2 separate regions of the Mus musculus genome follow, and region 1 is linked to region 2. Evidence: chromatin loops called from intact Hi-C (ENCODE). Cell type or tissue: heart. All regions are shown on one strand. Each heading gives the region's core, and the rest is flanking DNA. Links, peaks and the distances in the headings are about the cores only.

The links. Peaks named below come from ENCODE experiments on the same cell type or tissue, not always from the same donor. Only the 100,000 strongest peaks of a DNase experiment are listed, where the experiment ranks them.
Region 1: a loop joins it to region 2, with 4 times the contacts of the local background. A loop is called at or near these places in 1 of 42 quality-filtered maps.

Annotation. Positions count from the first base shown.
Region 1 is chr2:119,150,961-119,156,983 of GRCm38, reverse strand. Rmdn3 (regulator of microtubule dynamics 3) reads left to right here. Exons shown (of 13, transcript NM_001033136.3): 1 at 1-77; 2 at 433-626; 3 at 2,902-3,094; 4 at 3,465-3,608. The coding sequence starts at 440. Among named protein-coding and RNA genes, the nearest start is that of Rmdn3, 3.1 kb to the left of the region's middle. In heart, for the core only: no CTCF peak of the experiment used is centred there; no DNase peak of the experiment used is centred there; H3K4me3 peaks cover 376 bases.
Region 2 is chr2:119,282,808-119,290,505 of GRCm38, reverse strand. Vps18 (VPS18 CORVET/HOPS core subunit) reads right to left here and starts at 1,764. Exons shown (of 5, transcript NM_172269.3): 1 at 1,376-1,764; 2 at 212-353. The coding sequence starts at 1,466. It also overlaps the pseudogene Gm14175. In heart, for the core only: a CTCF peak has its summit at 1,904; DNase peaks (open chromatin) are centred at 1,355 and 1,835; H3K4me3 peaks cover 2,039 bases; H3K27ac peaks cover 1,438 bases.

The DNA.
Region 1 (6,023 bases), core at 2,024-6,023, 140 kb after region 2:
GCGCGGATTAAGGACGTCAAAATCATTGACAGAGTGAAAGCGCGGTGCCTGCTGCTGCCATGGTGGCTGGTGGCTGGGTAAGGGTCTGAGTTGGTCTCCTGCGGGCCCAGCGTGGCTTCGGGGGGCGCCGGAAGGCCGAGAGTGTGCAGCCGGCTGCGAGGTTGTCACGTACAGGGTGTTGGGAGGCCAGGGGCGCGGAAGCCGGACTGCACTGGGCAGGGGCGCGTTGGACCGGCGCTGCTGCCTCTTGGCAGGGCGTCCGTCTGCGCCGGGGGCTGCGGCACCCGCGGGCTGGACCTGGGTGAGCCGGGGGCTGCGGCACCGTCCGGCCGGACCTGGGTGAGGCCGTGGCTAACGGGTTCTGCCTCGGGGGTGGAGGGCCGGCCTCATGACTCTCTCTCGGTTCGCTCCTGTTTCTTACGCGGGCTGCAGGTACACTATGTCTAGACTGGGGGCCCTGGGCGGCTCCCGCGCCGGGTTGGGACTGTTACTTGGTACTGCCGCCGGCCTTGGATTCCTGTGCGTCCTTTACAGCCAGCGATGGAAACGGACCCAGCGCCATGGCCGGAGTCACAGTCTGCCCAACTCCCTGGACTATGCGCAGGCTTCAGAGCGTGGACGCCAGGGTAAGAGCACAGGTCATAACTTACTGATGGCACTGGGGCTCGGGCTGTCTTTCGCAGAGCAGGATGGCGGGGCAGTGGAAAGGCTGAGTTTCACAGTTTTAGGAAAAACTCACCAAAAAGGAAAGCTGTGCCCTTTCCTCCGATTCCAGGAAAGCTTGGTGCAGGACTGTAGCTTTCACTTTTAGTTCTGGTCGCGCCCATGAATGTGTACGGAGGGCATTTGAGAAGTGCTGGGTGAGGGGTGTGTTTGACAGAGGAAGAGTCTGAAAGAAGGAAAAAGAAATAATCTCATTGGAATTAAAAGTTCTGGTGGCGTGAATATATGTATCCAGATATGAAGTCGTGTTTGGAGAGTAATCCAAGTTTGAAAAATCCCTTTTATGAAGAAAGATTCATAGGGATTGTGTAACTTTCTCGAGGTTGTTACAGAGTAAGAGGTAAAGCTGGACCCAGTCGTCTGGTCCAGTGGACTTTCCACAGCACAGGCTGAGAGCACATTCATGCAACTCAAGCCAAATGGTTGAAAGCCAGCAGTGACAGATGAAATGGATTTCGTTTTGTAAAAAGTCTTCAGGTTAAGTCATTTAAGCAGAGCAGCTGGGGCTTTGAATCGCTCCCCTTATTTGGGTGACAGAGGCTCGTGTAGCCCCCCTCGTTCCGTGCTGATTGGAAATGTTTTCTGTGACCACTGCACTCATATATCTTCTGATTCAGTGCTAACTGGGAATGTGAGTTCTGCAAGAGTGTCTGCGCACTTATCACCCTAGGTTGCAGCTGTCAGCGTCTGATAACATAGTGGTAACGTGGCAGGGCCAGTGACCTGGCTTTCTCCTCACTTGTACTTTGCTCATTTGTTATGTTTTAGCAGTTGTCTGGCCTCCCATGAGGATGGGAGAAAGCCTACGCATTCTAGTTATCTTCCTTGGTGTACCCTGGCACTGCTGGCCTAGATTTCCTCTAACGAGGGATGTATGCATGTCTGCTCCATGGGGCCTGCCGTCTTCCATATTGTATATTCTAGTCCAGTTGCTTTAAATGTCTACCAAGTTCCTAATTCATTCACGCTCAGTTCAGGGTGAGAGGATTCAGCTTGGTAACTATTTTCTTACGGAGCTTGGCCAGTTTTTTTCCATGGACCTTTTCTTGGTGACTGTTCATTTTCTTTTTGCTCTGCTCTGATGAGATTAATTATGGCCTCAAGAGAGGCAGTTACTATTCACTCAGAGATCAGGATTTGAACAAACCCAGTTTTTGTTTTACTGGGTAGTTGGTGTTGACTACCTGGTATTTAGCACTATAAGGCCAGAGACTTTTTTTTTCCTTTTTGTATTTTTGAGACAGGGCTTAGGTCATATAGCTTAGGTTAGCCTCGAATACTGTCTAGCTGAAGCTAGTCTTAAACTCCTTACCCTCCTGCCACCACCTCTGAGGCTATCACTCCTGGCCAAAGGTTTTCTTTGACTATAGCAGAGCAGCTGCCCTGCCTTGTAGGTACCACACCCTTGCAGGCATTGTACACTACCTGCTGTGTTCTAAAGGTTCTTCAAGTAGTGTTTCTTTAGAGACTGTGACCTTAGAGGTTGTGTGTGTCTCTGTGTGTGTGTGTGTGTGTGTGTGTGTGTGTACACGTGTAGACACACCAGTATATAAACATTCCACAGCACTTCTGTGTGCAGGAGCTGATTCCTGCCCCCCCCCCCCCCATGTTGGTTTAGGCTTTGAACCTAGGCTGTCAGCCTCAGCAGCGAGTACTTTTACCCACTGAGCCATCTTGTTGGTTCAGATTTTAACGTTTGCTTTCTTTTTTCTGAATAGTGACTTGTCTACGACTTAGCTGTGAAATGTATGCTCCCAGAGGCTCAAATTCTTTTCTGTGAATTGAACTCCAGGAGAAGGAAATGGCCCAGCTCATGTCTCATGCCTTTAAACCCTACATAGTTCCCAGACGGCTGGAGTTACATAGACCCTGTCTCAAAAAACAAAAACCAAAACCAACAACAACAAAAAACCAAGAGGGCTGGACAGATGGCTCAGTGGTTAGGAGTACTAAATTCTCTTTCAGAGGACCTGGGTCCAATCCCAGCCCCCACATGGCAGCTCACAACTGTCTGTAACCAGGGGATCCGACTCCCTCATCCATGCGAGCAAAACACCAATGTACATAAAAACAAACAAACAGAACAACAGAAGCAAGTGCTCTAGAAGTCTAGATTTGAACGGTTTTGTTTCTTTCCCTCACTATATCTCATGGGTATCTCTGTTCGCCTTGCTTCAGTGACACAGTTTCGGGCTATCCCAGGTGAAGCTGGAGATGCTGCCATACTGCCCAGCCTCTCACAGGAAGGGCAGGAGAAGGTGCTGGACCGCCTGGACTTTGTGCTGACCAGTCTTATGGCGCTGCGGCGCGAGGTGGAGGAGCTTCAGAGAAGCCTGCAAGGACTAGCTGGGGAGATTGTTGGGGAGGTCCGGTGAGTGGCTGGGTCTCTTGCTTGACTTTTCCTATGGCTTTTCAGCTAGGATGTGTTCTGCTCTGCTCTTTGTGGTTCTAAACAAGCCCATCCTATAGCTGCTGACCCAGGGTGGAGGAGGCTGCGCGTCTGGTTCCTTCCTTTCCCTAATCGCGTTGCTCCTGCTGTGCCCTTTGGCCTATTGAAGCAGCCCAACCTCGATTCTTCCCAGTTTAGTCTGCCAGGAGGTAGCCTGAAGCGCTGTCCTTAGTCTCCTGAGAGCAAAGACTCAGAATCTTCTCCTTTCTTGATGCTTTAATGAGGGAGGAAGGAGGAAGAGACAGGCTGTGTGAGTCCTAATGTGCACTCTGGGGTGGTGCCTGTTTTCCAGCTCTCATATAGAAGAGAACCAGAGAGTGGCCCGGCGGCGCAGGTTCCCTTTTGCCAGAGAGAGGAGTGACTCCACGGGCTCCAGCTCTGTCTACTTCACCGCCTCCTCAGGGGCTGCACTCACAGACGCCGAGAGCGAGGGAGGGTGAGTAGTCTCTCCTGGAGGGCGTGTGCGTCCAGCGACATTGTACTTGTCAAAACACTATCTATCAACATCCAAAACACGGTGCCGTCAATCCTTTTTGAAAAGTTGGGGTATGAGTGAACAGAAAGAGCTTCCTGGTGTGTGTCATCCAGATGTAACATGGGGATGTTAGTGGTGGCTCTGTGTACATCTGTTAGTTTTATGAGGTGACTTTTTAAATATTGTTTTAAAAACTACATTTTATTTTATGTGTATATTTTGCCTGTGTGTATTTAAGTGCACTGCTTGTGTGCCTGGCGCCTGCAGAGTCCAGAAAAGGGCACCAGGTCCCCGAGAACCATAGTTACAGATTGTTGTAAACAGCCATGTGTGTTCTGGGGACTGAACTTGGGTCCTCTGCAAGAGCAGCACGTGCTCTCCCACGCTAAGCCATCTCTTCAGCCTAGGGGCTCTTCTTTTCACTCCATTTTTTAAAAAGATTTATTTGTTGTATTTATATGAGTACACTGTAGCTGTCTTCAGACATACCAGGAAAGGGCACCAGATCTCATTAAAATGGTTGTAAGCCACCATGTGGTTGCTGGGAATTGAACTCAGGACCTCTGGAAGAGCAGGCAGTGCTCTTAACCACCGAGCCATCTCTCCAGCCCTTCACGCCATTTTTAAGGGCATTTTTCCGTGCCATCACAAGCGTTGTCTTAGAGCTCCGCTTCCTTCCTTGGTGGCTGAGCAGGGTGTGCCCGACCTGGAGGCCTGTCCTGTGCTCCCTGCAGGGTGCACCGACCTGGAGGCCTGTTTTGGGCTCCCTTTCCCCAGGCACCGCTCTCCTCTCGGTGTGTCTGGCCTGCTTGCTCTGGCATCTGGACACCGGGGAGGTGACTCTCAAGTGCTCAGCAGATCTGATAAGAGGATTTCCTGTGAAGTAGGACAGCGGCAAGCAGAACAGGATCTTCCAACTTTGGTCAGGGCTTTTTACTTTTAAGCCACAGCTCCATTCTGAAGCTATGGTCTCAAGGACAGTCTGATGTCACTGGTGGCAGCTGCTATGTATGTGGTGCTGGTGCCAGTCATCCAGCAGGTCCACTGGGTGACCTCTGCTGACCTTTGTTTCTCCTTAGGGAATAGACACGTGAGAGAGTAGTGGAGGTGTTGGGTCCAAGTGGCTGAGTTAACCAGAGCGTGCCTATGGCAGCTACCAGTTACACTCTTGAACACTTGTAACACTAGCTACCGTTTATTTTTTTGCTTCCTCAGATAGTGTGCTAAGCGCCTTAGTGGTATTTTCTTACTTCATCCTCATGGTAATTCTGTGGCCCAGGTTCTACTCTTCTGTTTCTCAGATGGAGAGCTTGAGCTTTGTCACTCAGAGCAGTGTTATACAACGTCCAGGCTCAGACTTAGCCCGGCTTCTGTAAATCTCCTCTGTCCTAACAAGCTGGCTTATCTGTGATCTGAGGAGTGGCACACAGGGCTTCCATAGGCACATATGTGACCAGATGCACCAGCTCCCTGCCCGTGAAAGGCCTGAATGCAGTAGTCATTTGGCTGTGTTTAGGGGACTGTTGTTTTCTCCTGCTTTGTCCTGTTTTTCTCTTCATGTTGGGGATCAACCCCAGACCCTCCCGTATGCTAAGCAAGTGCTCTGCCATGGGGTTCCATCCCCAGCCCTTCATTTGGCTTTCCTACAAAAATTAAGAATACATTTACTGTCCCTTTTCATGTCCCTGCCATTGATCTTTAATGGAAAAAAAAATTTCCCCTGAGTTAGGGTTTCTCAATGTAGCCTTGGCTATTCTGGAACTCAAACTGTACCCCAGGATAGCCCCTGAGATCCACCTGTCTCTGCCTCCCGAGTCAAGATGTGAGCCAGCACTGCTTGGCCTTCTGGCAGCTTTGATTTCTGTTTAGGTGTCTCTTGAAATAAGTGAAGTAGTTATTTGTTGGTGCCAAGGATTGAACTCAGGGCTTCACATATGCTATGCCCAGGCTGTTAATGAGTACCCAGCCCAAACCAGCGGAATCTGGCTATGGACCTCCAGACAAATTACTACTGTCTGGGTGTCTGATTTCTAGTTGTGTATTTGATGGATAGTAGAACTAGATTTGTTTTTTGTTTTTTTGTTTTTCCAGACAGGATCTTATTATGTAGTCCTAGCTGTCCTGGAACTCACTCTATAGAGTAGACTGACCTCAAACTCACAGAGATCCTCCTGTTTCTTCCTCCTGAGTGCTGAGATAGAACTAGTCTTTTCAGTTTACCTAACAGTGCTCTGCCAGGAGCTTCCTTAACTCATGTTAGAGGAGGGGACCAAAATGACACATTTGGGATGCAAAGAAAGACTGATAGTGCTGGGACTAAGGTCATGCTTGCGAAGCCTGAGGAACTCGGTCACACTGGGACTAAGGTCATGCTTA
Region 2 (7,698 bases), core at 1-4,000:
GCTGAGAGCACCTTTCCCCCTGTTGAAAGACCAGAATGATTAGCTGACTCGTTCAACAGCATGGGTGGAATCTGAACATAGTTCTCTCTGATCTTCAGCCACCACACTGGTTCTCTTTGGGAAGGAATAGTGCATCTCCTGAAAAGCTATTGTGTCATTTGCTAAGTATGGAAAAAGACCCTAGTCAGCTAAAAGTCTCCAAAGATACTACCGGAGCAGTGTATCCTTGCCCAGGCTCATGCAGAGCTGATTGCAGGAGACCACGAGGCTAGTGATCCGCTCCGAGGGGGTGAAGTCAACCCGCTGCTTGGTGAAGATGGGCACCTCCTTCTCCAGGTGGGCACTTACATACCCTATAGGTGGGGAAGACAAGAGAAAAAGGCGTCCAGAGGGGGGTGAGGCACCCAGAAACCCAGAGAAACCCCAGTGTTAGCTGATACTTCTGCTTCCCAAGTATATTCCTACCCACAGGGTCTTGGTTCATAAAGAGTTCAACATGAAATAGTTTTCTGGTTGTCTTTATTGGAAGGGTCCTGGGCTCTTCCCACACTTGTGACAGTAGTAAGGGATTGGTTCTCTGTGCCTGAGATGAGGTTGTATCATGATATGCACGTTCCCAGTGGTAACGGGGGTGGGGGGAGACAGTACAGGGAGGATGGTTTTGGCATTCTCCCTTATGGTCTTTGGCCAAGAGAAACTAAAGTCCCTTCCTTGCTGTCCACACAGTATGGTTCAGTGAGTCTCCATTGTATGTAGAGAGTTCTGGGAACCCAGTCCTATCAGTCCAGTTCATAGGCTACAGTTGCTTTCTCGATAGTCCGCTGCAATATCATCATAGTGTGGGTAACCCTGCGCTGCTCTCCTACACTCTAAACTGCAGCCAGCTTTACCCCGGGACAATCATCTCCATTGTTCCTGTTCAGTAACAAAATTCCCTTTTGGATCGACCCTCCTTCACTTATAACATTCACGTTCCACCAAGTTCAGTGCTCATTCTGCCTCCTCTGCTACCTCAAGATGAAGTCTGGTGGGAACGAACACATACACAGACTCCAAAAGCTTTAAAAAAAATCCATAGAACAAGACACAGAAGCCTGGAACCTATATTCAGTTCTCCCAACTGCAGCCTATAGACAAAAGTAACAAGTACTTCCTTATCTGAGCCCAAGTTCCCTCTTTTGAAGGACCTTTGAGTTAAGGCCTAGATCACGAGGCTGTTCCTGTGGCTCTTTCAAACTTCGACCAATGACAAGCTGGGCAAGACAAGAAAGGCCTGGGGCTTAGATCCTAAACACACGCTGCAAGCTCTAGAGCTTCTCTCCCCCGTAAATGCTACCATAACAGAAAGGGGCAGAGGCGGCCTCTTCTAACTTACCAGAATGGGGGATGCCCACGCTAGGGCAACCAGTCTGCAAGACGGCCGAGCGGGACAATGAGTCCTCGTACTCATCCAGGATGGACGCCATGGCAATCAAGTTCTGGATCTCTGATCTGGGGGCTGGGGGTCACAACTGGGACCCCGGTCGTCCTGGATTTGCAAGTTGTGCTTCCCCAGCGTCTGACAGATCCTGAGAACCTTTTAAAAATTCTGGGGCCCTTTTCGCTTTCTCTGTGAAGGACGAGACGATCGAGGAGCCCCAACTAGTCCATGGCGCAGCTTTGCACCCCAGCTCCAGTCCCAAGAGATTATAGGCTCCCCTTAGCAGATCCCAGGTAATCACAACCTCGCCCAGGCAGCTCAGCTGACTCCCGCCCCCGTGACGCGTGCTTATGACGTGCTTCCGGGTTTTTCAGCCGCGAGTGTTAACTGGAGTCCTGGGCACCTGAGCCTCCACAAGGAGGCGTTGTCGGAGACTCGGCGCGGCGGGGGAGGAGCGCTTGCGGGCCACCCTGCTGCTGCAGTTCCTCATGTTGGCGCTAGGAGGCAGCCCGGGATTTCCCAGCGGCGTCCAGTAACAGGCTTGCGCGGATCCTAGGCTTCCGCAGCTCAGACTTCACTCCCTCAGACTGTCACTGAAAGGCCGGCGGTGCTCCTCCATCTGTCACACTACCTCCTGTTCCTCAATCGAATTGCTGCCTCAGTCCACCTTCACAGGCACAGGCAGAACAGTCTGAGTGTCCCTTCTTTCACCCCAGGGCCCCCTAGCTTCCAGAGGAAGTAGCTGAATGGGTCACAAGTGTGGCTCAGTGGTGCATAAGCACCTTGCCCAGCGGGTATAAGACCTGGATTTTTTTTTTTTTTCCTTACACCGCAAAAAGAAAACCATACAAAATTTAATCTCCAGCAGTGGGAAGGCTGAGGCAGGAGGATTACTAAGGACTGGGCTACAGACCCCCAGAAAACAAAACAGAAAGAAATTGACAACGCAATGGCCAGGTTAAGTAAGCTGCCTCATAGTAGCTCCTTAGTGTAGGGGGAGAGGCAAGGGTCACCGGGAAAACTGAAGCAGGCTACTTCCAGGCACTCTATACGTTGAGTGATGTTGACTGTCCTTGTCTAGCATGTGGGAAGCCTTAGGATCAAGCCCTAGTATCAGAAAAAGAAAAGGGGGTTATATATAGTCTTCAGGAAAGTCACGAGCGAAACCCTATAAGCCGTGTAATGGGGTGGAGAGGAAGCGGGGCTGGCCTTGGGCAGACTGTGGAAGCTATCGTGTGATCCACTGGAGGCTATAACTGGGGATAAGATCTGATGTTGGTACTGGGAAGCAGGTGTTTGAAAAGGACATGAGACCTGAGGCAGAAGACAGGCCTTATGTATCCATCCGGGAGAGAGAGAGCTGGGAAGTGGGAGACCATCTCAGAGGAAGGCACCAGAGACCTAGTGACAGGTTAGGTATGGCAGGCAGATGAAGGAGAGTGTGGGGACAGCTGGAGACCTGGCTGGTGGGAACAGAGGAGGAGCCAAATGAGAGGGGGTGGAGGTCACATGACTGAGCTCAGGGCACTGCTAGGGAACTTACTGGGGAACCCCAGCTTTACCTGTAACCTGCTCCAGGGCAGTCACCAATAACTAACTAGTGAATGTTTATTAGACATTTGCATAAACGAACTCTCTCATGGCTCAGTTTCTACATTTATAAAATGAGAAAAAAAAAATCTCTTAACGGTGTGCGGACAGTCGGATGTTATACAAATCACTGAGTGGTGAGTTTGTGTTTAAATATTACTAGTATTTAATAGCGGATTGTTGACTAAATTAAGATCCAGACCCGAAGAATCAAACCCAGCGCCTCACAGATACTGTGTGAGTGCTACATCGTGGGCTCCATCCTCAGCCTTGGATTTGCTGTTGAATTGAAAAGGTTTAGATTTTAATGAAATTGGAGACTATGGATCTAGCTTACTTGGCAGACAAGAGGGTTTGTTTAGTTTCATAGGATGAGGCCCTCAGCACAGCACAGAACTAGGTATGGTGACTATGGTCCCAGCAGTCAGGAAGTGGGAATAGGAGGGTTAGAATCTCAAGGTCAAAATTATAAAAGAAGCCGGGCAGTGGTGGGGCACGCCTTTAATCCCAGCACTCAGGAGGCAGAGGCAGGTGGATTTCTGAGTTCGAGGCCAGCCTGGTCTACAGAGTCAGTTCCAGGACAGCCAGGGCTACACAGAGAAACCCTGTCTCGGAAAAAAAAAAAAACAATAAATAAATATAGATAATAAATAAATAAATAAATAAATAAATAAATAAATAAATAAATAAAATTATAAGAGAATAAGAGAGAGCAGTGGGGGGGGCATGTTATAGTAGCATACATACTAAAAGATTGAAACAATACAGAGAAGGTTAGCATAGGCCCCTGTGCTTGGAAATTCTTGAAGCATTCAATTTTAAGAAAGAAAAAGAAAAAGGAAGGAAGGAAGAAAGGAAGGAAGGAAGGAAGGAAGAAAGAAAGAAAGAAAGAAAGAAAGAAAGAAAGAAAGAAAGAAAGAAAGAGAGAGAGAAAGAAAGAAAAAGAAAGAGAGAGAGAGAGAGAGAGAGAAAGAAAGAAAGAAAGAAAGAAAGAAAGAAAGAAAGAAAGAAAGAAAGAAAGAAAGAAAGAAAGGTAGGTAAAATTTTTAAAGAGGAAGAAAAAGTTCATCTTTGACTGTAAGAACAAAGTAGAGGCCAGCCTAGGCTGCATGAAGCCTTATTTCAAAACCAGGGAGGGCTGGGGAGATAGCTCCGTGGGTAAAGTGCTTGCTGAGGAAGGAGTCACAGCAGCCACATTAAGGCAGGTATCTGGCAGGGTAAGGTGACACACACCTTTGACCCCAACAGAGTGATTAAAACAACAAAGCAAGCCTCTGAAACCCCAGCACTGCTGTGAGACAAGACAGGTGACTCCCAGCACCGACTGACCAGCCAATCTAACAATGAGGGAGTTCCAGGCCCAGGGAAGAATCTGTTTAAAAATAGAGTTGCCAGGCAGTGGTGGGGCACACCTTTAATCCCACGCAGGCAGATCTCTGTGAGTTCCAGGTCAGCCTGTTCTACAGAGTGAGTTCCAGGACAGCCAGGGAAACCCTGTCATCGAAAAGCAAAAGCAAAATAAATAATTAAAAAAGATTTTTAAAAAATGTAGATTCAGGCACCTCTCCATGAATTCAAGTTCAGTCTGGTTTTCATAGTAAGTTCCAAAGGTCCTGAGTTCAATTCCCAGTAAGCACATGGTGGCTCAAAACCATCTGTAATGGGATCCAATGCCCTCTTCTAGTGTGTCTGAAGACAGCTATAGTGTACTCACATATATTAAATAAACAAACAAATATATAAAACAAGCAAACAAACAGTTCCCTGAGCCTGAAGTGTATAGGTCTGGATTCAAGCCCCAGCACTGACAACAACAAGACTGGGCCCAAATGTCAGACTGTTACCAAGTAGAGGACAAGAGATAACAAAACAACTGATTTGGGGGATCTGGGGAGTGGAGAGATGGCTCAGCGGTTAAGAGCACTGACTGCTCTTCCAGAGGTCCTGAGGTCAATTCCCAGCAACCATATGATGGCTCACAACCATCTGTAATGAGATCTGGTGCCCTTTTCTGGTATGTTTAAAGACAGCTACAGTGTACTTATATACAATAAATAAATCTTTTAAAAATATATATACGCTTTATATATTTTGCTTTTTGGGACAGGGTCTTATGTGTCCCAAGCAGACTTAGAACTCACTATGTGGCCCAGGATAGCCTTGAACTTACCAGGTATCCGTGAAGATGACTTTGAATTCCTGATGCTTCTCCTGAGAACTATGACATAACTCGTACTACCATGTCCAGTTTGTTATTGCTGTTGTTGTTTGAGACCAAGCCTTACTCTGTACCCCCAAAACAAGCCTCATGACCATTCTACTCTCTTGCCTCCTGAATGCTAGGACAGCAGGCCTGAGCTACAAGGCTAATCCTTAGACATTGTTATTATTTTCTTTTTTCTTATATTCAAAATGTGTTTATTGGGAAGGTTCCCACTCATCTTGAGTCAGGGGCTTTCAGTGCTGCTTCCTCCTGAAGGAGCGTCTTTCTGTCAGCCTTGCTTTCCCACCTGTAGGCTGACAGGACAGTGGAGCAGCCAACACACAAGACTACCATTTGTGCATGGCTAGAGACCATGGTGATTTTATAGCATCCTGGGCATTTCACATCTATAAAGTAGGAATTAGGGCTCTGCACCAGGCGATTTTTCTTGCATTTCCTCTTCTCCTCAGTAGAGGGATGAAAGAGATCCTTTTCGAGGCCTGCTCTCTTAGGGAGGTTGTCACCACCAGAAAGGCTAATGTGTAGCCTAGGCTGGCCTCAAACTCACAATCCTCCTGCCTCTGCCTCTTTCAGCAAATCCTACCAGCGTGTACCACCACAACCGGCTATTATTTTCTTAAGTTTACTTTTCCTTCATGCAATTCTTCATCACTTGTTTGTTTGTTTGTTGCTTTAATTTAAACTAGAGGGCTGGTGAGAAGGCTAAGCAAGCAAGAGCACTCTTACAGAAATTGGGTTTGGTTCCTGGCACTAGCATGGTGGTTCACAACTATCTGTAACTCTGGTTCCAGGGGCATCTAAAGTCTGTGCACATACTTTCATCCAGGCAAATACTCATACACATCAAAAGTAAATACATCTAAAAAAGCAATTACATTTATTGATGCCGTGCACACTGGGGTGAATGAGGGCATGTGTCACTGTGCGTGTGGAGGACAGAGGACAACTTGTGGCAGACAGTTCTCTTTCCACTGTGTGGTTCCAGGGACCCAACTCAGGCCATCCAACTTGACATCAAGGCCTTTACCCCCTTCACCCAACAAACCACCTTGGGCCGCAGAATTCCTTTTCATCTGGTTCACAGAAGACAAACCTCTGAAAGTTACTTTACCTGACAAATCTGTTTGATAGTTCTCAGGCAGAGTCTTGACCTCATCTGAGAAAACCAGCTTTGGCCAAGAAGGAGCTGCTGTGAGAGTCTACTCTCGAAGAGTACTCTCTAAACACTTCCAAAAAAAAAAAAAAAAAAAATGAGCTCATCCTACAGTGTCAGGAAATAGGCAGAGTTTTATTTTCTCATTGAAGGGAGAGCCTTGAGACAGGGTCTCATATGAATTGGACTATCCTCAAATTGATTATGTAGCTGATGATCTTGAACTCCTGACCCTCTAGCTTCTTCGTCTAGAGTCCTGGGATTATAGGCCTGAACCTTGCCCAGTGAAGGAGATACTCTCAGTATCCTTTTGCAGATACTTTGAGCATACAATGGCCCAGAATATGCAGCATCTTTTCAAAGGGAAGGAGATGGAATAGAGTGGAGAAATACAGAGCCAGAGCAAGACTGAAACCCAGCAAGGCAAACTCCAAATCCTGTGACTCCCAGTCAAAGGCCTTAGTTGGCTCCACCCTTCTGGCTTTGCTGCCTACAACCTAATTCTCTCTCCTAGGCCAATTCCACTCCCTGTACACAGCTCTCCCTAACAGGCCTCCTTTATCTCTGACATGTCCAGCATCTTGTAGTCTCCAGAACAGTTCAGGGTTTCTCTTCACACCTTCAGGGCCAACACACAGGGACTTCACTGTTACCTGTCTGGCCTCAGCAGCTGTGGAGGAATATCCCACAACCCCCTTTCTCCTTCTTGACTGTAAAGCCAGAACCACGTGAACATTACCGCCACATTCCAATGCAGGTTTCTGAAGGAGCCCAGTCCTGTTGGGATCACATTTCCAGCAGCCTTAATTTGTTGTTGCTTTTTAGGAGCAGAGAAGTCATTAAAACTTTTCTTTTCACAGGCTGGAAGCTTAGCCGGGTAGAATCTGGCTCTGAGGTCATCTGTCCCTATATGTCAATTTCTGCTGATTCTTCAGGCCGTTCCTGGGTCCCCATCTTCTTAGTCACATCACTGGAAATCTAGTCAGACTGACCAAGTTTGTGTGGGAAGAGGGAACCTCAACTGAGAAACTGCTTCCATCAGGTTTGTCTGTAGACATACATGTGCATAGTTGTGCAAACCCTTAATGCCAGCATCTGGGAGTTCCACAACAGTCAGAGCTACACAGTAAGACCTTGTTGGGGGTAGGGTGGGGTGGGGGAAGAAGAAGCAAGCTGGTAAGCCATGGAGGTAGGCCAGTGAGCACTGCCCCTTTGTGGCTTCCATTTCTTCCTTCATACTCCTGCCTCGGGTTTTTGTTATGGGCTCCCATAGTGTTAAACTGTGACCTGGGTGTGTAAGCCCAGCCAAAT